Regions from separate parts of the Homo sapiens genome. Here region 2 is linked to region 1. Evidence: read pairs that join two places in POLR2A ChIA-PET (ENCODE). Cell type or tissue: IMR-90. All regions are shown on one strand. Each heading gives the region's core, and the rest is flanking DNA. Links, peaks and the distances in the headings are about the cores only.

Region 1 (15,617 bases), core at 3,497-8,496:
AACGAGAGGAAAGTTTGCGGGGTTCGAATCGAAAATGTCGACATCTTGCTAATGGTCTGCAAACTTCCGCCAATTATGACTGACCTCCCAGACTCGGCCCCAGGAGGCTCGTATTAGGCAGGGAGGCCGCCGTAATTCTGGGATCAAAAGCGGGAAGGTGCGAACTCCTCTTTGTCTCTGCGTGCCCGGCGCGCCCCCCTCCCGGTGGGTGATAAACCCACTCTGGCGCCGGCCATGCGCTGGGTGATTAATTTGCGAACAAACAAAAGCGGCCTGGTGGCCACTGCATTCGGGTTAAACATTGGCCAGCGTGTTCCGAAGGCTTGTGCTGGGCCTGGCCTCCAGGAGAACCCACGAGGCCAGCGCTCCCCGGACCCCGGCATTAGGCGCCAGCTGCCGGCTATCTGCGGTCTTTTTCTCTCTGCAGACCCCTCGATCCTCTTTCCTTCGGTCTCACACTCAACAAAAGACAGACTAGAGACGTTGAAAGAGCCTGCCCTTCAACAGAGTCCCAGAAAAGGGTGACTTAAGGGGAGGAGAAGGGAGAAAGAGGGCAGATTCCGGGTCAGAAAAGACCCAGATAATTTCTGGCGTCTCTGAAATATTCCTCCACCTTTTCGCAAAAAGAGTTTTCACTTAATTGTAGCTCTAGAATTAAAAAAGTAAATTAACTGAAAAACCTCTCTATCTGCAATGCCCGCAGCATTTAAAGTAGTGCGGGTGCAAGTAGGCGAGTGTTAAAGCTGGGTGGGGGGAGGACCCTGAAAATAATGTTCCTTTGTGGGGGTGGGGTCGGGGTGGGGGTCGGGGGAAACAAAACCAAATCAACTGTCCTTAGCCCAGGCCACGGTGCCAGCAAAGAAGCTGGCCTTGCCCGAGACGGAAGCTTAGCCCACGCCACTTTTCCCTGCCGCACTGCCTGCCTCAAACTATAAAGGGGACAAACCGACCCTTTTGTGATCAAATGGTGTTTATCTGGAGTTTACAAAAAGGGCGGGGAGGAGGGTAAAAGGATGGTGGGTAGGCGGGGTCGTTTGCTTTGGCCAGTTTGCTGTAAATATTCCCTTCAGCATGTGTGAGGTCTGGCAAGGGAGTATTATATGCTTATTCCCTCTTAAACTTTCACCCCCGTTTGCCGCAGAGCTCTTTTCAGTCCGAGGTGTCACTAAATTGGGAATTCTGTTGACAGAAGGGCATCCAAGATTCACCGGGGGTATGAGACCTAATTAAGAAGTTTCATACAGGGGTGGGTTCATATATGAACTTTTCCTGGGGGAGGGGCGTTCTGGTCATCCTGGCAGTTTGGCAATGGCTCCTCGTTTCTGCCCAGTGCCCCAGCCCATTTGATCTCAGGATCCCAGCCTCTTTTGATATTGACGAGCTTTGAAACTGACCAGGTGCCTGCCCCCCAAGGGCTCCCATTCTCTTTCGGGCTCAATTCTCCCACCTGAGGAAGTGATTTTCTTATCACGGATCCCAGGGAAGTAGCTCTCTAGTTTACTGTTTGTGGTCCTCCTGCAAATTGCCCTAGCACCCCCTACCCCTCTGGGGTACATACATTAGCACTGCTATGCTACCCTGAACCCTGACTCTCCCCCTGGCAGTGCTGAACCCAGTGGAGGCTTGCTCTTCCTCCAGGAGTCTCCACTCACCATGCACCCCCATCCCTTCCTCCTCCCCAAAGCTTGCTTTGAGAGCTTAGTTCCTCTCTGGTCCAGAAGCTGCCTGTCAGTCCCTTGGAGACAGGCTGGACTCCCCCACCTTTCCTCCCTCCAGGGCAGACACTAGCTTCTTGGTTGGACCAGACAGACAGGGCAGGACATTCACCTTTTGTTTCTTTTTCCATTCCTTTCTTTCTCCTCCCCACCACCCCCCCCCCCCCTTTTCTTTTGGTCTCCTTGTCTTTCTGCTCATCCCCATTTAGGATTATTTGAATGCGTGTCTGGAATCTTTCTTATTCTTTTTCCTTCTACTTTCTCTTCTCCTCCTTTCATCAATCTTGTTCTTGGTTTCTATTTCTCTTTCTTGTCTTGTATCTATTTCCCAGGCTTTAACTTCTCATGTTTTGTTTTGTTTTTTTTTTTTTTCTACCTTCTTTATCCTATTTTTTCTGGCTGTTTTGGTCCTGTCTGAATTCTCTCCTGTCTTTCTGACCTGGTGCCTCCGTACTCTGCCCCCTTTCCCTCCCTCATCTTTCCCAGCAACCATGACAGCCTGGAGATCCCTCTTCCTGGGGCTGAAGCAAACACCTTCCCCTCTCTTCCTTGACTAGAAAGATAAAGTATCTTGAGAGATAGAAAAACATTGTGTGCATTTGCCTAGAGTGGCAGTTTTACCTTCTCCTCTTGGCATTTCCAAAGCCACCCCTTTCTCCAGAGTTGAACCCCATCTTTGCTCCCTAAGCTCTAAGGCCACCTCCCCATCTTTTCCAGAGCAGGAACCTAGGGTGAGGAGCTGCAAGTTAACCTAGGAACCTAGGGTGGGGAGCTCTATAGCCCCCAGCTCCCAGCTTCCTACTTGCCCCAGCAGCACGGAGCTTTCCTGTAACACACATTTCCCCTATCCTCTGACATTCCTCTAAATTATTGATCTGGGCAATTTGGTGCAAGCGTCTGTAGCATGTTTCAGAGAGAGAAGACTGAAAGTTGTCTAGCTTGGAGAAGCAATATTTTTAGTACAGAGGCTCAGTTTGTTGCCAGTTGGTTTATGCCGTTTCTAGAGCATCATTCGCTATGCACTTAATCCATGCTCATCATACCTCCTTAATGTAAATATGTTTTTGGCAGAGGCAAAATGAAAACATTTTGCCCTCCATATTATTCTTATTAGCACCTACCTTTCCTCAAAGCTGATCACCCTGCAAAATGGCAAATTTGTACACAGCCAGTGATTTAGATAAGTTAGAAGGGAAATGAGAGAGGTAAGATTGAAGGATGTGTGTGTGTCTGGGGAGAGTGCTTTTTCTACATCTGTGAAGGTTTTTTCCTCTCTCAGGAAAGGGAACCAATTGTGGTTTCCTAATTTCAAGTCAATCTATATCTTCAACCTTCTCTTTGTGTGTGTGTGTGTGTGTGTGTGTTTTACCTAATTACTTTAAAAAAAAAGATAATGCAATGGGCATTATTAGGCCAGCAGAAATGAATTCACAAGGAAGGGGCCAGGAATTTTTTCTCTCATTTTATCTGACCCAGAACCACCAAGACACAGGCCAGAGCTGACTTTTGCCCCAGGCACTTTTGACCACCCAGCACCTTTCTTTCTTCAACATCCTCTTTCTAGATTTTCAGTCGAGACAGGTAAGGGTATAAGTGGCCTCTCAGAGGTTTGTATCAAAATTTTACTTGTAGGGTAGAGGGACTAAGTGACAGAATACTTTAAGAGGGTGGAGGAGAAATTTAACAGTCCTCTCATGCAGACGGAGGGTGACATTCAAATGGGAGAATTTACTTCTGTGGTTTGCTACTGTTTCATTCTTTCCCTTATCATTGGTAGTGTTGTTAGGTGGCAGGGTTGTGGGGCAGAGTGGGGTTTCGCCCTGGGGGAGCATATGTGGCAGAGGGCACAGGAAGATCTGTAAGCAAGAGGGCATAGCAAATTAAATGACCACACTGTCAGGAAGGTTGACAGGCCAAAGAAAGATCAGCTCCTCCAAATCTGCTGAACTAACTCTCCCCTCGTAGCCCCAGACACGTTTTCTCAATTTGAGCACAATATCCATTACTATTTCCCGTACTGGGTTTCAATTAAAGAGAGTGAGAGTAGAAAGTTCACTGGTGTTTGGGGGTTCATTTATTTCCAAGCAGGATGCAAATGAAAGGGAGCCGTGGGCACAGAGTTGTCATGTGTGTTTTTCCTCCCTCTTCTTTCCATTTCCTTCTTGCAACCTTCCCTCCACTTCTTGCCAGCCACCCAGCACACCCGTGTTCCCAAAGCAAATGTTTTCATGTCTTGAAAATCCAGTTAGGGTGAGGAGAGAAGGAAGGTGATAACATCATACCTACTGATGCCCCCTAGAGATGAAGCTGTCCTGGGGGCACTTAAGGCTTGAGGGAAGGATTTACCTTCTCGAGATGGGCACAGGAATTGGGGTAGTGTGAGCACTTGAAGGGTTCCAGGTTTTACTGTTGCACTGAAAACAGATGCAATCCCTCCTGCTGTAACATGCCCCTATGGAAAAAATCTAGCCTTCTGTGCAGTTATCCTGTTTTGGTCCTAGAACACAGGGTGGTGATCTTGCTTCTCTGGGGGGTGCCAGGCAAATAGAAGACGTGAAAATCTGCTGCCAAGGTCAGGATGTAGGTCCTGGATTCAGGATCTTGACCCCAGGCCTGCCCTGTCACCGAGCAGTGGTCTCACAACCAGGCAAACTCTCTGGCCAAACTCACTTCACACAAACTTGAGCTGAGCACCAGCCCTCCAACCCCCTCCACCTTCTATGATCACTGACTTTGTACCATGGCCACACAGACCACTGGGCAGAAGAGTAGCTGCAGGGTGTCGGTCTTAATTTCATGACACTCTGCGTAGCCTCCTCCTCCTTCCACGTCAGCAAAAGAAACTAGAGGCCTCAACAATGTGACTGTATTTTGAGTTGGGATGTGTCCCTCCCAAATCAATCATCCCGGCTCCAAATAATACAAACAAATTCTACATATTTTAAAATGTCCCAAGTCTTGTATGATATCCAGGGACCGATTAGTGCCGACTGGAGAGACTATTCCCTCTCCCATTCCGAATAAAGGGTTAGGTGAAGGTTGTGGCCCGAGAGATCCCAGAAGCCCTTAAAAGTCTTTAGCTTGGGGTTTGAATAATGAGGGCTAGATAAGTTTGTTTTCTCTTCCTTTCAAAAATTTTTTTATTTTAGAGGAAGGGGAATGAGGAAGGCGCACGCGCGCGCTCACACACACACACACACACACACACACACGCAGAAAGAGAGAAAATGTTTGGAATTGTGAAAGTGCCTTTCCTAGTAGTTGCTTTTACTGGCGCCCGGGCCTCAATTCATTTCATCTCTGAACCAGATACTAAAAATCCTCCAGGCGAGTGGAGAGGACCGGCCTTCCTGGATCGGGAACCTGCCCTCTGTCTTCCCTCGCAGCGCCCTTTCCTCCTTTCGCTTGGGAAAGGAAGATTTCGAGCCCCAGGAAGGAGTTGGGAGTGAGCGACAGCCCAGAGCGTCCCATAAGGTCCTTTTGGCCATGTTTCTGCCCCGGGGGGCTTCACCTAGATCCCCCACCCCACCCCTTACCCCTGTTGCAAATACGTAAGCTGGACGCGCCTCGGTGCGGATCCAGGCCTCGCTGAGCACGGAACCGGAGAAGCAGCTCACGGCCTCGGATTCTACTCTCACCCAAGGGTGGAAGGGGGTGACAGGGCTCGGATCTTGCCCCAAACGCTGCACAGGCCCGCAGGAGAGCAAAGAGGTCTCGGACAGGCTGTCCTTCCCCAGCTCTCGGTCGCGACAAGGTCCCGACAGGCCCGGGAACCGGCGAACCGCCTGCAGGTAACCCTGCGCTGGGTACCTGCCTTCCCTCTCCAGCTACCGGGGCGGGGCGCGGCGCGGCGCGGCGCGGCGCGGCGGGCTGCCCGGGTGGGGGATGAAGAAAGCACGGCGGACCCAGGGCAGCGAAGCGCAGGTCTTTTTCCTTTTGAGAACTAAGATCAAGATTGCAGGGATTCAGTTAGAAGCCGCTCACCTACCTCCACCTCCCACCCTACCCTGTCCGATTTGTCTTTTGCTGCCGCATTGATTGCTACCTTCCCCCCTCCCTTCGCTTGCAAAGGACACATCGGGAGTGGACGGTAAAGACCTTGCGGGGAGCCGTGGGGGGCGGGGAGGAGTAACCAAAAATGAAAGAGAAATGTAGGACTCTCTGTCTCCCAAAGTGGTGGAAAAGCAATTGCAAGGAGATGGCTCTCGGGAGAATAACAGGCTCAGAGAGAACGCAGCCGAGCGGGGGAATCTTCGTGCGCGAAGCCGGGAGGGTTGCGGGGAGGGAGAGTTCTCCTCTCCCACCGCTGGGGTGTGTTTTTACATGTTTTCTTAGCAGCAAGTTTTATAAACAGGTCAACCCTACGCTGCCAGCCCAGGGAGTTGGAGCCTGTCTCCGGCTTCTAGTGCCGACACCCCTCTTTCCCATTCACCCCTTGCAAGCCAAACGCGCAGAGTTGGGAGGGAGGGGAAACTTCCTTCCACTTCTGATGTGGGGGGGACATTTGCTTTTGAAAGGCTTTCCTTGTCTTCAGACGGTAAAATACGAGTTCTCCACATGTCTGAGTCTGGTACCTCAAGCATGGATGGATGGGGAAGTGGGGGGCGCTGCTCTAATGACCTCTGCGCTGGATGGGGGTGGAGTGGGGGATTCTCTCTTTTCAGCCTGGCCCTGCTGGGGTGCCGAGGGGCATTATTAAACCCAGACGCTCAGGCCAGGAGTTGGGGCCATGCGGAAAAGATTTACAGTTAAGCCAATTGGGGCCGAATACAGCCATCCAAAGTTTGCAGGTGTAAATAGTGCCTCGAATTATTGTTTTCTTCCTTTCCAAGCAACTTCATTGCCCGACCCCCACCCCCCACCCTTTCCCCACTTCCTGGGACTCTAATTCTTTTGAGAACAGGGAGAGGAGGAAGGACGGTATGGCACAGTTGGGATTTTTCTATCAGAGAAGTTAAAATACGATGTTGCATTCACTTTTATGTGTGCGTATTAATGCAGTGAATACAACCAGGACAGGCTCCTTCATCGCATGTCTCCATCTAGAATTTGAGAATTGTTGGAGTCAGTGAAAGACCTTTTGACTTCGACGTATGATTTTTTTTTAAGGGAGTGGAGCAGACTTCTGTAAAACAGGGATATTGCAGTTGAATTATGAAGTTTCTGAGTTGGGGAGATTGGGTGAGGCAGGAGTAAAATGCAAAAGAAATCCCCTCTGGTAGGGATACAAGAAGATTGCTATAGATGGAATCTGAAGGGGAGGTGAGGCTGGCTTGCTAGGAAGAACAGAGTCACAGACCTTTCTAGTGCTTCAGTTTAGATCTTCCTAACGTTTAGAGAGCTTACTGAGTCGTGTATAGGTCCAACCTTAAGCCCATCTCCCACTGCGTTATTTAAATGTCAAAGAATATGCATGTGTATTTCTAAACTGTTCTTTGTGGGTACCAGTGTGTATATGGACATTACAAGTAGCCCAGAATATAACATTAAATCTCAGATTTTAGAAATGCATCACAATCACACCCCATGGGCAGACTCCTGTTTCATCAATATAGACGGAACTAAATTTGTTTTGCAGCTACACAGTTACTCCTTTTCTCTTGCAGCAATAAAATCTGTCTGTTACAAATTACCAGGGAATTGGAGAATATACTCCCCACCCCCCACACACACACCACAACTGTTGTTCGGTGTTTTTAGTCTCCCACTAACCCACTCAATAATAGATATAATATGTGTGTACACAGGCACTTTTCCAAAAAATTAGCGATAACATTCTGGGCACATGAAGAGGGCGTTTTTCTCTCTTTCCATTTAGGATTTGTTGCAGACTAAGTTGCTACTCAGGAGACCCATTACCAGGGGGATTGGCACCCATGGGGCCTCAGGGAAGAAGCTGAACAGCCTGTATTGCATGCAAAGACAGGAAGTTAAGGCGCCTGATTCCAGTCAGAATAAGGGCATAGGTGTAGAATTAGTAAGACAGGACTTAACATGTCCACGGAGCTGCAAGCGTCACCCAGCCCAGGATGAACCCCTCAGCTGCCACAGGAAAGTTTCCAGGCAGTGGTAGTAAAAACACTTTTTCTCTCTCTCTTTAAAAAACTTCCCAGTCCAGTGCACATGTTGCGCATAAATAAAAGTGGCTAATTGAACACTAGGTGAATCTGAATCAGTCTGAAGCAGAGAAGGAAGTACAGGACCCAGGCTGGAGATGGAGGTGCCCCAATTTGCAGGGGTAGAGAAGGAGTGGATTGCTTCCCACTTGGAAACCTCTGCTCTTCGCTTCTGGAGAGGCTCATCGGGAACCCCTGCAGAAGGTGCCCTTGCAGTCTCCACTGGATGGCCCTTAGGGAAGACTTGGCTGGTGGACAGTGTCCTCTGTGTGCCCCAGAGGGCCTGGCCAACTGGTTGGGTTGGGATGAGGCCTCGGTTTTGAGCCTCTGCGGTGGCAATTCCAGATATACCAGGAGGCCGAAACTGCTCCTGGAGGCTGGGGCAGGAGAGGGCCACCTGGAATCTGCCAAATGTGGGAGCTGGCGCAAGAGAAGTTAGGTGCAAGCCAGGAAGTGGGGGAAGAGGGTTCTCAGTGCAAACTAGCATCTCATTTCTAAAGCTCTGCCTGCACTGCATTAACTTCTGTTTACCGGGAAAGGTGTTGAGTGAGTGTGAGTGTGTGTGTATGTGTGTGTGTGTTTTGCGGGAGAGTGGTCTGGAAAGGACCACAGCCAGACAAGTGTGGAGATCTGCAAAGGGTACATGGTTTTAGGAACCTCAGGGCCCCACATCCCTTTTTGCAAAGGCCAATCTGGTGCCTGCCCAGCCCTGGTCCACTCGTTAGAAATTGGAGTGGCTGACCTTACCCCGGAACCAATCTGAATTGTATCTGGAATTGGAAACACAGGACTGTGTTCTAATCTAATCTAATCTCATGGGCATAGGACCTCTTAGAGGACTGCTCAGTCCATTGTATTACTGGCTTCAGTAGTCATTTGAAAGATTCTCTGTCAAGGCGATTAAGACCTCAGCTGAGAGTGGAGCTGTGGGCTACAATATTAGGAAGAATAAATTCATCCAACACTTATTGAGCTCCTATTGTGTACCAAGCAATGCCCTCACCTTTATGATCTTGTCAAAAGTTAAAGAGCTAGGCAGCAAAGAAAAAAGACTACTAACTATAGCCAAATAAAGTTAATAGGCTACACGGTCTGTGCAGGAGTGTCTAAAATTAGGTTTCCTATTTTGTAAGAGATAGGGTTCCTCATCTCTCCAGCTCCGATCACAGTGCTCATAGCTAATGGCTGCTCAATAAATAATAATTCAATACAGGAATGAAAGTCAAGAAAGAAAGGGAGAGAAGGAGACTAAAAGGGGCATTTTCTCTGCATTTGTAAAACAAATAACCACTTCCAAAGTGCATTTTTAAAGAACCAGTATTCAATTTGTTAGCTGCTCTCCCAAACGGATTCTGATATATAAAATAAGATAGTGAAAAGCAGACTTATTCTAAGATGGTAGTGGGAAGAGAGGTTTGGTATAATGGATAGAAAATTCCACTCCATCATTGAACAGATATTTATTGAGAGTCTTCTAGGTGCCAGATAGTCTTCAAAGTATTGGAGACAAGGGAGTGAATAAAAGATGGGTCCCTTCCAGCTTAATGCTTATGGTCCTGAGTTTTGTTCACTCCGGTAAAAATATATTATTATTCCCATTTTGAAGATGAGGAAAATCGAGGCCCACGAAGAGTGGGACAGGAGAGGGCTTAATTTCAAGATCTCTGGACAGAAAGGTCAAACTCAATCAGCCTTAGCTCTTCCACGCGCTGTGGAGAGGTAGGGCTGGGTGATTTTTTTGCTCCTGGGAGCCTTGGAAACCCAGACAGCGTTACTGACCTGGTTGGCGGAGGTCACCGCGGGCGCCAGGCGTGCGCGGGAGCTGGAGCTTAACACCCAGCCGCTGTCCCGCAAAAGACTTTCCCGGATCTGCTCACCCCAGCTCCCAGCTCAAAGGCCCTAACTTCTAAACTCTCCGGTCCGTTTCTTGCACTCAGAGCACACACCTTGCCTACAAGTGGGTAGTACTGCCGCTCTGCACAAACAGAAAACTTTGGGATAGACAACTAGGGAGTCTTGCGCCTTCACATTGTTAAAAATTGACAGTAAAGAGGTTTCCATAACCCCTCCCCCGCCGCCAGGGTTTTATGCTTCTGTACAGACTTCTCCCCACCGCTAGTACCCCAATGCTCACCGTAGTCTCTGGCACATGCAGTGTGTTCATCAAATGTTTGTTGATTGACCAAATAAACTATTTTTTCTTTAATTTTTGTTTTAAAAACAGAACCAAACTAAAAAATGAATTAGTGATCGAATAAGAGGCAGTGGGGTGAGAAGCTCCTTTTGCCGACGCCCTGGGAGGGGGTGGAACCGGCTTAGGTCACCCATTCGTTTTCCAGCAGCCGCTGGGTTACTTCCCACCAGCTTTGCAAAGACGCCTGCGATTTCCTTTGGTCTACAGTTCTGTCCTAGACTTCGTTCGGCTGATCGATGAAGGAGACAAGCTGGCCCACGGGGAGGTCAATACAATCGATGCGGACCTCGACGAAACGGAAGAATCTCGCAGGTTCCTGCGTGCTGGGTTCCACTCAAAATGTTTCAGGATTTAGGGTTTCTGCCTCCTCGCTGTCATTATGGAACTGGACGGAGGATGGCGGTGGGTGGGTAGGAAGAAGCCTCAAGGCCCATTCAGATGAGCCTAGGGGTACACCGGGCCCGGAGAGCGCCCCCACCCCCACTTCCACCCAACTGGTGTAGCCCATACCACCGAGTGGTGAAATCATCAGAGCTCCCTAGTAGATTTCGTTCTTGAACTTCTCGGCCTTGGAATCAGACGCCCGGGTCATTGCGCAGCGGGGCCACACCCCTTAGCTCCGGGTTCCTCACCTGAGAAATGAGTTTCTTATAAAATGCGATTTATTGGCGAGAACATTTGTGAAATACTCAGGAAGATGACAATGTTCTAAGAGTTCTCCCACACATCGGCTCATCAACTACAATAATCTAATGAGGCAGGAGCCTTCTCAGTGATCTCCACTTTCCAGACGAGGAAACAGAGACACGCAGAGAAAGACAGAGGCTTGCCCGAAGTCGCACAGCCAGTGTTTTGGGGAGCTGGAATTTACCCTGGGGCTTGTCTAACTCGAGTCCGACTTTTAACAGCAAAACAGTAGGAGTCCGATACACGCACACAGTGGGTACACAGTAGCGATCTGTTTTCTTTATATCTTCGCCCTTTAGGAAGAGAAATTCCATCTAACCCTTTCCCCGCGCAGATTTGAAAACTGCCTGTATTCTTTGGTCCCTTCCTTCTGGAAGCAAATGCAATTGGTGGGTGGGGAGTGCGAGTCTGACAAAAACCTTCTTAAACTCTGGAAATCCAGATCTTTACCGCCCCCTCTTTTTTCAGTACGAAGGAACGAGGGGAAAGTGCGCGCGCGCGCGCGCGTGTGTGTGAGTGTGTGTGCGTGTGTGTGTGTGTATGCGCACGCATGTGTGTCTAGAATCAATACGGCCCAGACAGCCCTTCACAAAGGGGCTCCAGGCGGGCGCCTCCGCGGCACAGCCTCCGCCCCACCGCCCGCGGCGAATTAATTGGGCCCTGAAAGAAGGGGCGACATAGCTTCCAGTTAATTAGTCAAGAAATGAATCAAGTCCCAGCGGCCTGGCAGAGGCTCTTGGGGCGCGGGTTTTGTGCAAGCCACAATGGTCCGTGGGGCTCTCCCCTTGGGCGGAGTGGGGCGCGGTGGGGAACACAGCTTGGACGCCTAGGCGTCCTGAGCCCGGCACCCTGCGCGCAGAGCAGACCCAGGCGCTCTCGCGAGCTCTAGCGTCCGTCATGTTTCCTCTCTTCTTTTCTTTCTTTTTTCTCTTCTCTTCTCTCCTCTCCTCTTCTCTCCTCTCTCCCCCTTCCTTTCCCTCCTCTCTCTCCATCTCCCTTTCTCTCTCTCTTCCCCTTTCCCCTTCTCCCTCCCTTTCTATCTCCCCCTTCCTTTCTCCCTATCTCCCTCTCTCTCCCTTTCTCTTTCTCTCCTTTTCTCTCTCTCCCTCTCCCCCTTCCCCTCTCCATCTCTCCCTCTCCTGACCTCTCTCCCTCTCTCCCTCTCTCTCTCCTCACTTCTCTCTTTTTTTCCCCAGTTTTCACCATCACCGTCCCCCTTCCCCCTCCCTGGTTCTCTGCTGAACTTTGTCCAGGTTTCCTACCTGCAGGCGCTCCTCCCCTCACCCCAGCAGCGGCCCTCTCCAAACTCTCCTCCCTGAGGTTGCTCTTTCTAAAGCCTCAACCTCAGCCTGGCAGCACCTGGGGCTGGGTGGTTTCGGGATGTCGGGAATCCTTGACTTAGGGGGAAAGGATGGAAATGAGCCCTGGCTTTGGAGCCCAGAGGCCTGAGGTGTGTTGCTGGATAGGTTCTTCACCCTTGGGTCACCTTGGATTCACCCTCTCCAAGGCGGTTAGAACCCTCTGAGATCATTCAGGGCTTTGAAAGGGCTTGGTAATGGCGACCTGTGTCCTCACTCCACGGAGATTTAGAATTAAGGCAGACCTGCAACACAGGAGCAATTATTGAGTACCTGCGGTGTTCTCATCTAACATTTCTTCTCAAGCTCTCCCGCGTCAACTAAGGCACTGAAGATCCGGGTGATCGGGTGTTTTCGTCAGAAGCAGCTCTGTTGGGGGAAGGGAGGGCAGGCACAAATCCTAAACCCAATTTTTTTCAAGGCCTTTTTTTTTGAGACCGAGTCTCACTCTGTTGCCCAGGCTGGAGTGCAGTGGCATGATCTCTGCTCACTGCAACCTCTGCCTCCCAAATGCTAGCAATTCTCCTGCCTCAGCCTCCCGAATAGCTGGGATTACAGCCACGTACCACCATGCCTGGCTGCTAATTTTTTGTATTTTTAGTAGAGACAGGGTTTCACCATGTTAGCCAGGCTGGTCTCGAACTCCTGACCTCAGGTGATCCGCCCGCCTCGGCCTCCCAAAGTGCTGGGATTACAGGCATAAGCCACAGCGCCCGACCATATTTCAAGGCCTTTTTGCTCCACGTGCTGGTTGCCCTACCAGAACTAAACGGACAGAACTCGTTGCTCAGAGAAGTAGAGACACTTTCCTGGAGTCACACAGCAAAGGAGAGGCAAGGCCGAGGGTTCCCCCCTCTAGGTGGACATTGGGTTCCTGTTGCCCGCCGCTTGGCACCGAGAGGGCCTCAGGGAATCACATGTCCGCCTGGCCTGGCCTGGTACCAAATGTTTATAGACAGGACGAGGGTCGCTGGAATCGCCTCGCTCCTTTCAGCTTGGCGCTAAGGCGCGAATCTCGATCCTCCTAGTATTTCTCTGGCGTCTGTCTCTATCTCAGTCTCTGCTTTTGTCTCTTTCTCCCTCCCTCCGCCCCAGTCTTTCCGTCTCTTTTTCCTCGAATGCACGTGGAATTCGGAATTGAAAATTGAGGTCAGAATCTCCCTTTTTCTTCCAGTTATCCGCGCCGCTGCCCCACGCCTAGCGGCTTGGATCTGCATAGACATCTATCTACCCGCAACAAGATCCGAGCTGCAGAAGCAAACCTAATCTGTCTCCGCACCATCCCCTGCTCTGTAGACCCACTGCCCCATCCCACGCCACATCCTTGAGGTTCAAGTAGCGACTCCAGCGGATGATTCGGAGAATGCCCTGCTTTCCAAAGGCCCCAACCCGTGTTTTTATTTTCTTTTTCCTTTGCCCGCTTGACCAACTTTGGTTTCTTTCAGGGCCCGGAGGTGCCTGCGCCGCGCTTGGCTTTGCTTTCCGCCGCCCCAGGAGACCCGGGACTGTGGTTTCCGCTCGCCACATCCCAGCCTGGTGCGCACACAAGAGCCTGGCGAGCTTCCCTCGCGCGCTTACAGTCAACTACTTTGGGCCTCGGTTTCCCTGCTCCTTGTAGATCAGAGAAGGGACGGGCGAAATGCCTGCGAGGGAGGGTTGGCGAATGGGTTGGTTGGTGGCAAGACTGCAGTTCTTGTACATGGACGGGGGTTGGGGGGTCAACACTGGAAGAACTCCTGCCTGACGCCAAGAGCCACCCGCTTTCCAGCTCGTCCCACTCCGCGGATGTTTACCCACCTTCATGCGCAGAGGAGGAGATGAAACACTGGGGATATCTTGTTTTCCACACTAGGAATGGAGCACACCAACTTCCATGGTCCCAGTCTCCCCTAAGTGGGACCTACAGCTTGGTGGGACTCTGCCATGCAGGTGTGCCAGGCTGCGTGTGTAGGCGAGGACAAGCCAGGTTCCAGCCAGCAGGTGCACACTCAGGTGTGTGCAGAGGTGGTCCCTTGTGGGCCTGCTTGGTCCACTGTGATAGCTGCTGACATTTGTAGACCGGGTCAGTGGCTTTCAACGAAGTGTTAGCCGACCTCCTGCTGAGCATTTGGAATTTAGGAGATGGCATATTGGAGGCTTGGAACTGTATCCCTCCATTTACCTCTGTAAGCCTCCCTTGCCGCCTCTGAAAAAAATGAGACTCTCAGGCTCTCCCACAGAGGAGCATTGCAAGGAGTAAGTGAAATCATGCATATGCATCGCTCAGCCCAGCCCCTGGCACACAGTGAGTGCTCATGAATCATTAGCTGTTTGGACTTGCTAAACTCTGTGCTTCCGTGTGTATATGTATGTGTGTGTGTAAATATATAAATCTATATATACAATAGTAAATATACACATATATTGATATATACATAATGATATATAAAATATATACTGAAGCACAGAGTTTATATATATAATACACACACACACACACACACACACACACACACAGACTACACTCTTAGAAGACTACCTGACATATATTATGCCTTCTCTCTATTATTATTCTTACTCTCTCTTGCCCAGTGCTGTTCCCATCTCAGCCTGAAACCCCACTACTTGTCTTCTCCCCAAGTTGATACTAAAGTGAGATCCTCCATTAAGCTTCCCACTGAAGAGTTAGCTCCTGTGAGCCCCTTTCCTGAATCCTGGGATCTCAAAACTGTGACGGATCCCAGAGACAAAGTGCTCCCTTCCTCTCCTTGCACTGGAGTTAGAGTCCCCAGCTAGGCTCAGAGACCCTGGTGTCCTAATTTTGAATCTAATCCCCTGCCTTTTCCACCATCTCCACTCTGTCCAGGTCTTCTCCATCTCCTGAGGTCAGGAGAAAAAGTTCTCAGACCTATTGAGAAATAAGAACTTGTAGAGAATAAAGGAACATTAGTGGGTGCTTGGAGCATCCATGGGTGGAGCCCCTGCAGCAATGATCTCTGAAAATGAGGAGGGGGCTGCATGTAAACAGGACCAGAGAGAATTTCTGACTCCTGGGGAGGCCCAGAGTCCTCCTGTCTCTCAACAGAAGCTATGTGGGGCTGAGGTCCCGACTCCCAGGGCCAGGCTACAATTGCAAAACTCCAAGCCAGCAGCAGAAGCCCACTGTCCCCCTTCCCAGTTCTCTGGGGGCATTGCAGATCCACCGAGGCAAGAGCTGGGGCTGTTCCCAACCCCCCAGCTTGAGCGTCTGGCGGGAGGGTGAGGAGATGAGCGGAAGGAGATGAGAAAGGTGGAAAAGAATGAGGACAGTGGAGTTGGGGAGGGAGGGTGACAGAAAGTGAGAGAGGGTATTTGGGGATGAGGGAAGAAGGACAAACAAGGGAGGAAGACAGACAGGCATGGAAGATAAAAAGAGACCCTTATATACCCACAGAGTGGGAGAGGCATGGAGAGGAGAAGAGGAGAAGAGATAAAGGTTAGAGACGAAGAGACAATGACAGAGAGAGATGGATCAGGCAGACTGGGGATGGGGTGAAAGGACAAAGATTAAGAAACACAGAGAGCAAGA
Region 2 (15,617 bases), core at 5,271-10,270, 72 kb before region 1:
TATATATATGTAAATGTGTATATATATATGAACTCATGTATATACATTCACATATATATGTACATATGAGTCAGATCAGAAATTACATTTATTTTTCTTGTTCATGTGTTTCTTCTTCAGTGATATATCCCCACCATTCTGTGAGAATGGTTGGAAATTCTGATCACTTCACACCCAAATTCTCTGGTTTGTTGCAAATTTTTTTTCTCAAAATAATACTACTCAAATTTTAAAAATATATTTATTTTTAAAAGAGTTGGGCATATCTGATATAGCTTAGGCTAAGCTAAGTGTTCATGGTTTCTATCCAGTGAAATATGAGTGAACAAGAGTTTGGGGAGATTTAAGGATGGATTCATATGCAGCCATTAGAATATTTCCGGAATACCTACCTACTAGAAGCGGAACTTATAACATATTATGATCATGCTTGTGGAAATTTATGCTGGCTAGCATTTGGGGGACATCGCCTGGATCAAGGCCAAGGTCACTCTTGTCTCTAGCACACATGCAGATATGCTTCTCATCACAGTAGATACCTTAATTCAGAATGATCCTACAGAAGCAGACATCCCTACCAGATTGCTATTGCTGTGAATGCAACTCCGAAGGGGACTGGACCACAGGCAGCTGGACTTTACATAAGTTACAACAGGAATTTCTGTCCAATGGATAAGCTTGGCCTTTATGACATACACATCAGAGGAAAGAGTTAGCCAACAGGTAGGAGCTACTGTGAGGCTGATTTCAAATATGTTGCCTTTTTCCTATCTTCAGCCTTTAAGATAGTGCAAATCTTTCTATTTTCTCCCTACCTCCAGCTTTAAGTCCCTTCCAGTGATTGCCAAAATCTGAAGCCCAAAAGTGGGGATAGGAAGAAAGCTTGACCCAAAAGTGTCCTTGGATGTTGTGAATACAATGCGTTCATAATTTTTCTTGTCACACTGTATCACACACTAGTTCTAGCTTTTATGTCTCATGATCCTCCACCAGAATGTATAAAATTTAAAAAAGACTGTCAGTACTAACAACTGGTAAGGCTGTAGAGCAATAGGACACAATGCTTTTGGGAATGTGAATTGGCAGTATCACTTTGGAAAACTGCTTGGCAGTATCTGATAATACTGAACACATGTATGTTCCCATGACCCAGAAATTTCACTCTTAAAGGCATACTCCCCCTAGAATGAGTGCTTATGTGCACCAAAAGACATGCATAAGAATATTTTAAGCAGATTTATTTGCTACAACTCGAAGCTGGGAAACAAAACAAAACAAATGTCCATTGAGAACAGAAAGGATAAATGCGGTATGCTCATGAAATGGAATACTATACAGTCATGAAAAAGAACAAACTGGAGCCACGTGCAATAAGTTAGATTAATTCACAGACATGACTGAAAGAAACCAGACATAAAAGAGAACATAATGTGTGGTCCTATTTGTATGAAGTTCAAAAATAGGCAAAATTATCTATGGCAATAGAAGTCAGAAGAGAAGTCAGAATAGAAGTCAGAATTATTTCCCTTCTTAGGGAGAGAATTTACTGGCAGGACGGGGCGTGATGGCTCACGCCTGTAATCCCAACACTTTAGGAGGTTGAGGTGGGAGGATTTCTTGAGCCCAGGAATTCCAGACCAGCCCTGGCAATATAGGAAGACCTCATCTCTTTTTAAAAAAAATTTTTTTTAAATTTTGGTGCATGCCTGTCATCCCAGTTACTTGGGAAGCTGAGGTGGAGGATTGCTTTAGTCTAAGAGGTCGGGGCTGCAGTGAGCTATGATCACACCACTGCACTCTAGCCTGGGTGACAGAGCACAAGACCCTGTCTCAAAAAATAAAAATAAAGAAATATGTATGTGTTTACTATGTGACAGGAACTGTTTGTAAATAAAGGACTTTCTAAGAGACAATCAGAAGGGGGACACTTTCCAGCCTGGCTCAGCATCTCCAAAATGCAAATGAAGATATTACTCTCCCTCGTGAATTTCAGAGATACCCTCCCTGCTCTCATTCTGGAGAGACCAGTGGGAAAAATTGACCCTTCCTTGGCCCCAGTGTCCTCTGCCCACCGCCTCCTCCCTGAGAGCAGACATCCCAGCACTTCCGCTGGAACCCGACAAGCTGTCTCCCTCTGCCACAGGACACTCAGCCAGAGAGTCACTGGTCACTCTGTGGAAGGTTAATTGCTGGTCCCACTACAATAATTACACCCACGGCTAGAACATGGAGCAAAGCAACAAATTTCAACATCACAGGGTGGAGAGGGCAGGGAGAATCACAAAGCTGTTGAAACTGAAGTTCTCAATGCGTGCGATTTATGGCTGAGCAGCTATCTCAGTCTGTAGCATCAAAGCCTTAGGTGAGAGCAGAGGTGACAGGGACACCCAATGCCTCGGTGGCCAGTTCCTGCTCAATTTGAGGTCACAGGTCACATGAGATCTATCTGTTGACTTGGAAACTCTTCAAATCTGGGCACAACTCCCTGTGCCCACAGATAACTCCATTCTTCTCACACGCTTTTGGGTATCTCGAGTGGTGATTGAGAATAGCTCCTGCTCCTCTCCTTCTCTGCCAGCTGCTAGAGGAAATGTCTCCGCTATGAATAGTAGGAATTGTGTTTAATATTTGCGAGATTTGCTTCAAAATCATGTGGATAGGCCGGGCGCGGTGGCTCATGCCTGTAATCCCAGCACTTTGGGAGGCCGAGGCGGGCGGATCACAAGGTCAGGAGATCGAGACCATCCTGGCTAACATGGGGAAACCCTGTATCTATTAAATATACAAAAAAATTAGACAGGCGTGGTGGCGGGTGCCTGTAGTTCCAGCTACTCAGGAGGCTGAGGCAGGAGAATGGCCTGAACCCGGAAGGCAGAGCTTTCAGTGAGCTGAGATCACACCACTGCACTGCAGCCTGGGCGACAGAGCTGGACTCCATCTCAAAAAAAAAAATAAAAAAAGGTCTGGATAGCAGTTACCTTTGGTAGAGTTATAGATAACCCTGAGATTAGCCATTAGTTACAAGTAACTTCAAAATCAGTAATTAATTTATGAGTAGTGGGTACATGGGGTCCATGAAGCCATTCACTCTCGTTTTGTATTTGTTTGAATTTTTTCATATTAATATCTTCTTATTACATTTTCATATTAATGCAAAAACAAAACATGTTTTTTGAAGGAGCATGGTGGCTCACATCTGTAATCCCAGCACTTTGGGAGGTCAAGGTGGGAGGACCACTTGGGCCCAGGAGTTCAAGACTAGCCTGGGCAACATAGCAAGTCCCTGTCCCTACACACACACACACACACACACACACACAATTAGCCACACAGGCATGGCCTGGTGGTGTGCATTTGTGGTTACAGCGACCCCATGAGCTGATGTGGGAGGATTACTTGAGCCCAGGACATCGAGGCTGCCATGAGTCGTGATCGTGCCACCACTGACCTCCAGTCTAGTGACAGGGAAAGCCAATCGCAAAAGAAGGGGAAAAAAAAGACAATCGACTAAGCTGAACGAAATAAAATCCAAAGTAAGAATTCAGGGAAGGCCTTCAAAGAAGACATTCCAGGCCGAGCACAGTGGCTCATGCCTGTAATCCCCGCACTTTGGGAGGCTGAGGGTGAGTGGATCACCTGAGGTCAGGAGTTCAAACCAGCCTAGCCAACATGGTGAAACTCCATCTCTACTAAAAATACAAAAATTAGCCGGGCATGGTGGTGGGTGGCTGTAATCCTAGCTACTTGGGAGGCTGAGGCTGGAGAATCACTTGAAACCGGAAGGCTGAAGTTGCAAAAAGCTGAGATCACTGCAAAAAATTAGCTTGGCTAACTTTTTACGTTTCTTTATTTGTAGAGACAAGATCTTACTATGTTGCCCAAGCTAGTCTTGAACTCCTGGGCTCAAATGATCCTCCATCCTTGGCCGCCCAAAGTGCTGGGATTACAGATGTAAGCCACCACACCCAGCCCTTATGTTTAATTTTAAACAAAAGTGCAGCTTTAGATGATCTCATCTTAACCACCAATAAGACCAGGCATTATGTAAGGGGGAGAACTGAGGCTCAGAAGAAATGAGTGGCATGCCTCAGATCCACCAGCTCATGGTAAAAGAGCAAGAACGGGAATCTAGGCCTGCCAATATAGTCTTGTATTCTCCCTCTGTGACTACATCCTGGAGGCCTCAACACCCATCCTTGCTGTTTGATAGGTCACTTCCAGCACTGACGTTGGAGAGAAACCAAGAAGCAGCACAGGGGTTGGGATTAGGAGGTGCATCCATGTCATCTGTGTATTCGTGGGAAGCAACTGTACAGGAAGAGCGTTCCCCTGGGCTGGGTTTTCCCAGTATCAGACCCTGGGACAACGATGTGAAGGCAAGTGGTTTATTTGGGAGGTGACCCCAGGTAGCACTGGTCCCCTACCAGTGCTTTTTTGTTGGTTTTTGCTGATTTTTATTTTTTTGCTGTTCTTGTTTTTTTTTTTTTTTTTTTGTCTTTTCTTTTTCTTTTTTTTAGACTGGGTCTCATTGTCACCCAGGCTGGAGTGCAGTGGCACAATCACAGCTCACTGCAGCCTTGACCTCCCAAGCTCAAGCAATCTTTCTGTCTCAGCCTCCCAAATTGCTGAGATTACAGGTGTGAGCTACCATGCCTGGCCTATGTCTTTTATTTCTTTTTTCTTTCTTTCTTTTTTTTTTTTGAGACAGAGTCTCGCTCCATCACCCAGGCTGGAGTGCAGTGGCGCAATCTCGGCTCACTGCAAGCTCCGCCTCCCAGGTTCACGCCATTCTCCTGCCTCAGCCTCCCGAGTAGCTGGGACTACAGGTACCCGCTGCCACACCCGACTAATTTTTTGTATTTTTAGTAGAGACGGGGTTTCATCGTAGACAGGATGATCTCAATCTCCTGACCTTGTGATCTGCCTGCCTTGGACTCCCAAAGTGCTGGGATTACAGGTATGAGCCACCACACCTGGCTTTTATTTCTAATAATCCATCCTTCCCTACCAAAAAGACACCTGCACTCACATGTTCATCACAGCACATTCACAATATAAAAGAAATGGAATCAACCTAGGACTGGATACAGAAAATGTGGTACATATACACCATGGAATACTATGCAGCCATAAAAAAGAGAATGAAATCATGTCCTTTGCAGCAACATGGATGCAGCTGGAGGCCATGATCCTAAGCAAATTAACACAGAAACAAAACCCCAAAATACCCCATGTTCTCTCTTACAAGTGGGAACTAATCATTGGGTACACATGGACATAAAGATGGGGACAACAGACACTCTAGAAGTGGGGAGGGAGGGGAGGAGGCAAAACTGAAAAACTACCTATCAAGTACTATGCTCACTGTTTGGGTGACGGGTCCAATTGAATCTCTAACTCAGCATCACACAACATACTCATGTAACAAATCTGTACATGTACCCCCTGAATCTAAAATTTACAACAAAATTGAAAAACAATCTATCCTTCAGAAATACTCACCCAGGCATACAACAATGTAATTGTTGCAGCATTGGTTATAACCAACAAAAAAAATGAAAACAACCTCAGTGTCCATGAACTGGGGATTAGTGAAATAAACAGAAGCACAGCTGTATTATGGAGCACTCAGCAGCAGTTTAGATGTACTGTTATGGTAAGAGGTCCCTGATATATTGTTATATGGAAGAAGAAAAAAAAGCAAGTTGCAACAAAATAGGTTTTGCCTTATTTAATGTTTTCTATATTTAAAAAAAAACGAAGGGCCAGGTGCAGTGGCTCATGCCTGTAATCCCAGCACTCGAGGAGGCCAAGGTGGGCAGAATGCTTGAGTCCAGGAGTGTGATACCAACCTGGGTAACACAGCAAAACCCCATTTCTGCTAAAACATTAGCCAGGCATGGTGGCGTGCACCTGTAATTTCAGCTGCTCGGGAGGCTGAGGTGGGAGAAACACCTGAGCCCAGGAGGTCGAGGCTGCAATGAGCCATGATTGTACCACTGCACTCCAGCCTGGGCAACCAGCCAGAGTGAGACCCTGTCTAAAACATAAATAAATAAATAAATTAAATAAAACAATGAGGAAGGCTACTCACTAAACTACAGATGGTGATTTCCTCTGGGGAGTGACATTGGAGGATAAGGGATTAGAGAAAATTTTTACTTTCTTTTTCTTTTTCTTTTTTTTGAGACAGGGTCTCACTCCGTCACCCAGACTGGAGTGCAGTGGTGCCACCTTGGCTCACTGCAGCCTCAGCCTCCTGGGCTCAAGGGATCCTCCCCACTCAGCCTCCTGAGTAGCTGGGACTATAGCCATGTGCCACCATGCCCAGCTAAAATGTTTCCTTTTTTCTGTATATACTTTTGCCTTTTCATTTTTACAATGAATCCATATTACTTTCGCCATAAAACCAAGGCAAAATTATATATGTAATAAAAGCTCAACTTCTTGGCAGGGCAAAGTGGTAGCTGAGCAGATACTGGGAAAAGACTGCCTCAGTAGCTAGCTGGATTCAGCCAAGAGGTGACCAGGAATCCTCACGTCTACCTGCTCAGGGTGTCATTTGTAGGCATCCATGATCTATTGATCATGGCTGTGTAAGGCACAAACCAACCTCAGCCTTCACCTCACTGGCACCAGATGCCCATCAAGTCTCAGCCTTTAATTGACTTTTCTAGCTTACCTCCTGTCTCTTGGGTCTATGGGTTTAGTAATTTCCACTGGGTCACACTGTAAACCCTTATACTGAGAACAAAACAACATCATTAAGAGGAAGTATGGTGTTGTGTTTGAAAGCATTCATGCTCTGGAGGCACTGCCTCGGTTTGAATCCTGGGAGTCCTAATAACTAGCTCTGTGACCCTTAAGCTTGTTGCTTAACTTCTCTGAGCCACAGCCTCCTTATCTGTAAAATAGTAACAATAATACGACCTATATAATAGGGTTCTTCTGAGGATTAAATAAAAAAAAATACAATGAAGTGTTCAGAAAGTAGTGCCTGGTACCTGGCAATGGCTCAATAAATATGAGTTACTATTTTTTTAAATTTTACTTTAAGTTCTGAGATACATGTGCAGAACATGCAGGCTTGTTACATAGGTATACATATGCCATGGTGGTTTGCTGCACCTATCAACCCATCATCTAGGTTTTAAGCCCTGCAGGCATTAGGTATTTGTCCTAATGCTCTCCCTCCCCTTGCCCCCGACCTCCGACAGGCCCAGGTGTGTGATGTTCCCCTGCCTGTATCTATGTGTTCAAATGTGAGTTACTATTTTATTTGTTTGTTTGTTTGTTTGTTTATTTATTGAGACAGTGTCTCACTCTGTTGTCTGGGCTGGAGTGCAGTGGCATGATCATAGCTCACTGCATCCTAGACCTCCTGGGCTCAAGCGATCCTCCTACCCCAGCCTTCCGAGTAGTTAGGACTATAGCTGTGCGCCACCACGCCGGGCTAATTTTTGTGTTTTTTGTAGAGACAAGGTCTCACTATGTTGCCCAGGCTGGTCTTGAACTCTTGGGTTCAAGTGATCCTCCCACCTCTGCCTCCCAAAGTGCTGGGATTACAAGTGTCAGCCACCATATCTGGCCATGAGTTGCTAGTTTAATCACTCTTTATTGAGCACCTACTACCTATCAGGACTTTTCATATGCTATTTGTTATTTTTCCAACTTCTCCACAAAGCAGGTATTGTTTATTCCTGTCTTATAGGTAAGAGAATATATATGTCTTAGAAAATATATGTGTAGGTCAGTACCTGTAATCTCAGCAGTTTGCCCACCGTGGGCAGATGGTCCGAGCAGAGGAGTTCGAGACCAGCCTGGACAACAGAGTGAGACCTTGTCGCTACAGATAATTTAAAAATTAGCCAGGCATGGCGGCGTGCCTGTGGTCCCAGCTATTCACAAGGCTGAAGTGGGAGGATCTCTTGAGTCTGGGAGGCCAAGGATGCAGTGAGCCATGATCGTGCCACTGCACTCCAGCCTGGGCAACAGAGCAAGACCCTGTCTCAACAAACAAACAAAAACAACAAAAAGCAAACAAAAAAGAAAATACATTTGTAATGCTCAGAGAGCGAGGGATCTTAAGAATTGCTCTTTCTTTGGCACCCATTAAAAGAGGAAATTTAAGCTGGGCACAGTGGCTCACACTGTGATCCTAGCACTTTGGGAGGCCCTGGTGAGCAGATTGCCTGAGCTCAGGAGTTTGAGACCAGCCTGGGCAACGTGGTAAAACCCCATCTCTACTAAAATACAAAATATTAACTGAGTGTGGTGGCATGTGCCTGTAGTCCCAGCTACTCGGGAGGCCGAGGAAGGAGAATCGCTTGAACCTGGGAGGTGGAGGTTGCAGTAAGCCGAGATCATGCCACTGCACTCTAGCCTGGGCAACAGAGTGAGATTCTGTCTCAAAAAAAAAAAAAGGCAATTTGTATTTTCCAAAAGTGATTAAAGCAATATTTCTGATGCCATAATCTCTTCCAGAAACTTGGCACCCTTCCATCGAGAGACAGAGCTACTTCTCCTCCTTTTGAACCTAAGCAGGCCTTTGTGACTGGCTCAGTGAATGGAATATTGCAGAAGGAAGGCTGTGTGACTTCTGAGTCTAGGTCATAAACAATGATAGAGCTTCCATCTGAGCCTTTTCTCGCTTGGGACATTCACCCTTGAAATCCAGCTACCATGTTGTAAGGCAGCCCAAGCTACATGGGGAGGCCACATGGTAGATGTTCTGGCCAATGGCCTCAATTGAGTTACCAACCAGCAGCCCACATCAACCAGCAGACACATGAATGAGTGAGCGCTCTGATGATCTCTGCCTACAACCTTTGAGCCATCCCAGCTGTTGCTGAGTGGAGCAGAGAGAAACAGTCTTCACCAAGCCCTGCCCAGGTTGTACATCTATGAGCAAAATGCTATTGTTGCTATTTGAAGCCACTAAGTTTTAAGGCAGCTTGCCACAAAGATAAGGATACCTGGAACACTATGTGTCAAGTCACTGGGCAGAGACATCATCTAATTTAATCTTTAAAACAGCTGCTTTGGAAGATATCCCTGCTTTATAGATGCAGAATTAGGACTTGAAGGACCAAGATCACATTGCAAGTAAGTGGAGAAACCAGAATTCCTACCCATGTCTCTCTGGCTGCAGAACCCACATGCTTTTGATAAGTAACACTCACCCCAGGTAAAGCTGGGAAGAATCAAAGTTATGTATCTGCTATCAGGACCATGACACCCAAAAGTCAGTCCCTAAAATGGATTACTCAGACAGAGACATTTCACTTTATCGAGAATTATTTTCTTAAATAAGAGTCCTTCATGGGCATCTCGCAAAGTGTCTCTCCACATTGGGACTCATTCATGTCCTGCCTGCTGCTGCTGTATTCCTTGGAGAGACCCAAGATTGTGGGAATGGGATGTGCTGAGTGTGGGAAGATGTTTGTTTGGAAGCCTAAGGTTTTATGGGAATTCCTTCATCTCTGGGGATAAATGGTAGCTTACGCTAAGCCCCTGATATACATGCTGATTAACTTAGATTGAAATTTGTGATGGGAAAATTCAAACAGAGGCATTTCCTCCAATCCACCCCCCTCTCCATTGAACTTTGACCACAACCGCAAACACCACCAAGAAACAGCTTTCCATAATAAAATAATATTAAATAATTCACTGGCAATTATAGATAACTTCCAGAATTTAACCAAATCCCATCAATCCCGTGTATCATGTACCATTAGAATACCCATTTTTATGGATGAGAAAACTGAGGCTCAGAGAGGGAAGTGATTTGACCCAGGTCAAAGAGCTAGGAAGTAGAAGAGGCAGAATTTGAACCAAGTTCTGTTTGATTCAGAAGCTGGTCCTCTTTATAACTGCAAAACTGATTTCTTACAGATAGGGAAGAAGAGAACAAATCAGTTGGAAGAAACAGAATGAGCAAAGTCAAGAAGACGTAAAAGCAAGGTGCATCTGACTTTACAATTCAATAGAATAAAAAACACAACAATGACGAAAATGGTGTAAAATCTGTTCATTATAAAGTGACTACCTTCACCCAGAAGAAGTCCCTCCAGTAAGGGTTCACAGGGGGGATAATGTTTGAGTCTTGAAGACCATGTCAAATGCCAATCATCTAGAAGGACGTTATTATTAATATTACTATGTTGGTGGCCATAACTATTAGCATTATTTGTGTATGTGCTGATATGGTTTGGCTCTGTGTCCCCACCCAAATCTCATCTCCAATTGTAATCCCCACAGTGAGGTGGGGATTACGGAGGGACGTGTAATCCTCAGGTGTGGAGGGAGGGAAGCGATTGGATCATGGGGGTGGTTTCCCCGATGCTGTTCTCGTGATAGTGAGTTCTCACGAGAGCTGATGGTTTTAAAGTCTGGCACTTCCTCCTTCTCACACTCACTCTCTCCTGCCACCTTGTGAAGAAGGTGCTTGCTTCCCCTTCGCCTTCCACCACGATTGTAAGATTCCTGAGGCCTCCCCAGCCAGGTGGAACTGTGAGTCTATTAAACCTCTTTCCTTCATAAATTACCCAGTCTTGGGTATTTCTTTATAGCAGTGCGAAAGTGGACTAATATATGTGCATTGGTGAGAGTCAATAGTTGTATGTGACAGAATCCCAACTCAAACTAGCTTTAAGAGAAAAATGAGATTCACTGATTTACGTATGTGGAAAGGAAAACGTGGTTACATAGATTCTAACAATATTGGCTGGTCTCAACTCAGCCCTCTTTAACTCTCTTCTGCCTTGCCTCTCAATGCATTGGTCTCATTCTAAAGCTATTTAGCTGGGTTTTCCTGGCTACAGCATAGCTCCAGGCAGCTTCAGGTGAGTGACATCAATCACCTCAGCACCCCAAAGCTAAAAAGAAAAGCCTTTTGCCTCCAGCATTGAGGGACATAATGCCTAGAAATGATCCTATTGGTTAGGTTGGGGTTTTATGGTTCTCCCTGAGCTAATCACTGAGGCCAGGACATGGGAATCTGTGATTGGCCAACTCTGGGTCACATGGCCCACCATCACCCATAACAGCCAACCAGTAAAATTGCTTCTCTCATAAAGCTGATGTGACCATTAAATGAGTTAATATTTGTGAATGCTCAGAAAAGTGCTTGGCAAATATTAAATATTAAACCTTCAACAAATGTTAGTCATCAGTTTACCTCTTTTCATTCCCTCAAGACATCCAAGCTCCTCTCCTTGACTGCTGAGACCAGAGCTCATGTACCCCTTTTATTAACAAAACAGCCACTTTCAGGCACCATCATATTTGATGCCTCATAAGAATACTGTGAATATGGCTGGGCACAGTGGCTTATGCCTGTAACCCCAGCACTTTAGGAGGTCAAGGTGGGTGGATCACTTGAGGCCAGGAGTTCGAGACCAGCCTGGCCATCCTGGTGAAACTGCGCGTGGTGGTATGTGCCTGTATTCCTAGCTACTTGGAAGGCTGAGGTGGGAGGGTTGCTTGAACCTGGGAGGCAGAGGTAGCAGTGAACCAAGATCATGCCACTGCACTCCAGCCTGGGCGAGAGAATGAGACTCTGTCTCAAAAAAAAAAAATGCTGTGAATAGTTGTATATTTTCGTTCTCATTTTAGAAAAGAGAAAATTGTGAGGCTCAGCATCTGCCTTAGTCCAAGAGCAGTGGCTGCATGTCAATAAGTAGCTTTAGAAAGAATGCCTTTGACAGACGGGAAACAGAGTCCCAGAGAGCAAAGGGACCTCTTCACATTGTGTCAGTAACAGAGCCTGGTTTCAACTCGACTCTCCCAAACTCTCTCCGCCTCTCTTCTAAGTGCACTGGCCTCATTCTCGTGCTATTTCTCAGTCCTGGCCTCATGTTATTCCCTTGATATGAAGCTTTAGTTCACTGGCTGCCTCTTCAATGCCAGCGCCTGGGCTGAGCCCTTTTCTTGCATTACTTATCGCATCCCTGTTTTCACATGGCCCTCTGAGAGGTCAAGTGACTTCCTCAAGGTCATACAGCAAGAAAGTGGCAGAGGCAGGATTAAGATTAGGACTATCAGACCCTGGAATCCATACTTGAGATCTCTGTACCAAACTGTCTTTGGCTCAGATTAAGTTTACTGAAGGATTTCCGGGATGTTGCTTTGTGCCAGATCAGGAAGACGTATGGGGCAGTAGAAAGGGTGTACACTTAAGGACCAGCGAGAATTGGAATGGAACTCTAGCTTTGCAACTAGTAAGCCGCTTGACCTTGGAGGGGTTAACTTCTCTGAGCCCTGGTTTCTTCTCTCTGACATGGGGATAACTCTTGCGTTGCAAGGCTTGGATTGATAGTGTATGTAACGCTCGGTGAAGAGTCTCAGTAAATATTTAGATAATGACCATTCCATTGCTAGTCTTATTGTTACCTAAAGAGTGTGAGTTTAACTACAACTGGCCGCTGCCAAGGGACTAACCATCTAAGCAATGAAAGAGCATTGTCACCAGGGGGCAGCAGAGCTCCAGCAGAATCTGCAGGGCCTCACTACGCCCACCTCAATTCTGGTCATGACCTTTGGGGGACCTCAAAAGTCTAATCAGCCTGGCTTTTGTGTGGTTTGATCATAGAAGGAAATTGCAGGCGCCTCTTACTTTAAGCAAAGCCAATCGTTTAAGAGCCCCAGACTTCTGGAATTAGATAAAGCTGGCTGCATGACTTTGAATAAGTCATTAACCTTTCTAAGCCTTTGTCTCCTCATCTTTAAAATATGTATAATGTCAGTAACCACACCGTGGTGACGTTATAAAAATTAAATGAGAACATGTAAAGTAAAGCACTGTGGGCAAACAGTAAGGATCAAAACACAATAAATAGTCATTTAAAATGAAGGCCAGGCACATTGGCTCAGGCCTGTAATCCCAGCACTGTGGTAGGCCAAGGCGGGAGGATCACTTGAGGTCAGGAGTTGGAGACCAGCCTGGCTAACATGATGAAACTTCATCTCAACTGAAAATACAAATATTAGCTGGGCATGGTGATGCATGCCTGTAATCCCAGCTACTCGGGAGGCTGAGGCAGGAGAATCACTTGAACCTGGGAGGTAGAGGTTGCAGGGAGCTGAGATCATGCCACTGCACTCCAGCCTGGGTGACAGAACAAGACTCTGTCCAAAAAAAAAACAAAAAAAAAAACCGATTAAGCACACAATGAAGTTTTTCACTAAAAATTTTTAAACTTTTTTTAAAAAGTACTTGATTATACCAAAAAACTTATTGGGACATGCAAGCAGAGATCTGTGTGGAAGGATGTTCACTGCAGTGTTGTTTATAATAGCAGAAAAATTGGAAAAATAGAAAGTTCAACAATAGGGCAAAACCAACCAAACAGAACTGGTTAAATAAGTTTAAGGGTTCTTGTATTAACAAATGCTGAGCAACCTTGACCTAATGTGAATAAACTTTGACATGAAGAGACAACAACAATATATTCTTGAATAAAAACCAAGTGTGCAAGCCAGCAAGTGTAGTACAACCCCATGTATGCAAAATTGCCTCATTCTACCATAAAGACACATGCATGTGCATGTTCACTGCAGCACTGTTCACAATAGCAAAGACACGGAATCAACCTAAATGCCCATCAATGACAGGCTGGATAAAAAAATATATGGTACCTATGCACCGTGGAATATTATGCAGTCATAAAAAAACGAGATCATGTCTTTTGTGGGAACATGGATAGAGCTGGAGGCCATCATCCTTAGCAAACTAGCACAGGAATATAAAACCAAATACTGCATGTTCTTATGCATAAGTGGAAGCTAAATGATAACATATGAACACAGAGAGGAACAGCAGACACTGGTGCCTACTTGAGGGGGGAGGGTCAGAGGAGGGAGAGGAGCAGAAAAGACAACTATTGGGTACTGAGCTTAATACCTGGGTGATGTAATAATATGTACAACAAACCCCTGTGACATGTGTTTATCTATGTAACAAACCTTTACATATAACCCCAGACCTAAAATAAAAATTAAAAGAAAAAAAACAAAATTGCGTCTGTGTGTATGTCTGTGTGTGTGCACCACATGTGCGTGTACATTCTCAGAGTTATGTGGGAGATCCATCCGATATAAACAGTGGTTACCTTTGGGCAGTGGGATTTGGAGGTAACTTTTAGCTTTATATTTTAAAAGAAAAATAAAAAGAGAGAAGTTGCAAGTATAGTACAATGAAGTCCTATACTCCCTTCAGTCAGATTCAGCATTGCCAACATTGTGCCACATTCGCTTTATCTATACCTACACCTATACCTATATCTCTCTATATACCTACACCTATACCTATCTCTCTATATACCTACACCTATACCTATCTCTCTATATACCTACAGCTATGCCCATGTCTACCTATCTGTATCTACCAATATGCCTATGCCAATACATATATCTACCTATATACCTATGCCTGTACCTATATCTACCTACATACCTACTCTTGTACCTATATTTACCTACATACATGTGCCAGTCCCTATATCTACCTACATACCTATGCCTGTACCTATATCTAACTACATACCTAGATCTATATCTATCTATATATGTATGCCTATAGCTCTATCTACCTACATACCTATGCCTATACCTATATCTACCTGTATACCTACACCTATACTTATATCTACCTATATACCTATAGCTATATCTATCTATATACCTACAACTATATCTATATCTATCTATATACCTACAACTATATCTATATCTACCTGTATACCTATGCCTATACCTATATCTACCTACATACCTATGCCTATATTTACCTGTATACCTACACCTATACTTATATATACCTATATACCTATAGCTATATCTATCTATATACCTACAACTGTATCTATATCTATGTGTATACCTATACCTATACGTATAACTACCTATGTACCTACACCTATACCTATATCTATCTATATACCTGTACCTATGTCTATATACCTATGCCCATACCCATATCTATTTATATACCTACGCATATACTTGTATCTACCTATCTACCTACACCTATATCTACATACATGTTATGATTGTTATTTTTGTGGAACCATTTTGAAAGCAAGTTGAAAACATCAAGAAGTTCTATCCCTTAGTTCTTCAGCGTGCATCTTCTAAGAGCAAGAACATTCTCCTCTTACATAATCACAGCACAGTTATTTTATTTCTATTATCTAACATGCATACAAATTTCACCAGTTATATATAAATGTGTGTGTGTGTGTGTACACATACAGCATCATCTTCACAACTTGAAAGCACCATACAAGTATTCCATTTGAGGAAAAGAACAAAATACAATTCAGATACTCGATGAGGTCTTTATTGTTGAAACAAATGTGAGCCAAAAGGCCACCATCAGGCTCTGCCCTGAACACTGCCCAGAAGAGCGGCTTCTCTCCCCTTCTTATGCTACCTGGGGTGGGGCAAATGGATCTCAGCTGGGAAGATTCTTCCTGGTTGACTCACTAGAGAAGCCCAAATGTCACTCCCACCCCCTCCAAACTCAGATAGGCATCAAAGAGAGGACCGCCTCATTCCTGCTTCCATCTCTGCAACCACTTGCCTCTGCAGGTCAAAGAAAAAGCCCTCGGGCA

What was found. ChIA-PET counts read pairs that join two places held together with the same protein. Peaks named below come from ENCODE experiments on the same cell type or tissue, not always from the same donor. Only the 100,000 strongest peaks of a DNase experiment are listed, where the experiment ranks them.
Region 2: POLR2A ChIA-PET joins it to region 1 with 6 read pairs; 8 of 35 experiments call an interaction of 5 or more read pairs at or near these places.

Annotation. Positions count from the first base shown.
Region 1 is chr12:114,686,939-114,702,555 of GRCh38, forward strand. The region is part of intron 1 of TBX3-AS1 (TBX3 antisense RNA 1); the gene reads left to right. Among named protein-coding and RNA genes, the nearest start is that of TBX3, 11 kb to the left of the region's middle. RefSeq lists enhancers at 1-557, 1-762, 5,906-6,200, 9,997-10,850, 10,851-11,705 and 2 more. In IMR-90, for the core only: a CTCF peak has its summit at 5,992; no DNase peak of the experiment used is centred there; H3K4me3 peaks cover 1,981 bases; H3K27ac peaks cover 2,584 bases.
Region 2 is chr12:114,612,907-114,628,523 of GRCh38, forward strand. It overlaps LOC124903026 (a long non-coding RNA gene), which reads left to right and starts at 8,491. Exons shown (of 2, transcript XR_007063470.1): 1 at 8,491-9,105; 2 at 9,898-10,018. RefSeq lists a silencer at 5,835-6,019. In IMR-90, for the core only: no CTCF peak of the experiment used is centred there; no DNase peak of the experiment used is centred there; H3K27me3 peaks cover 483 bases.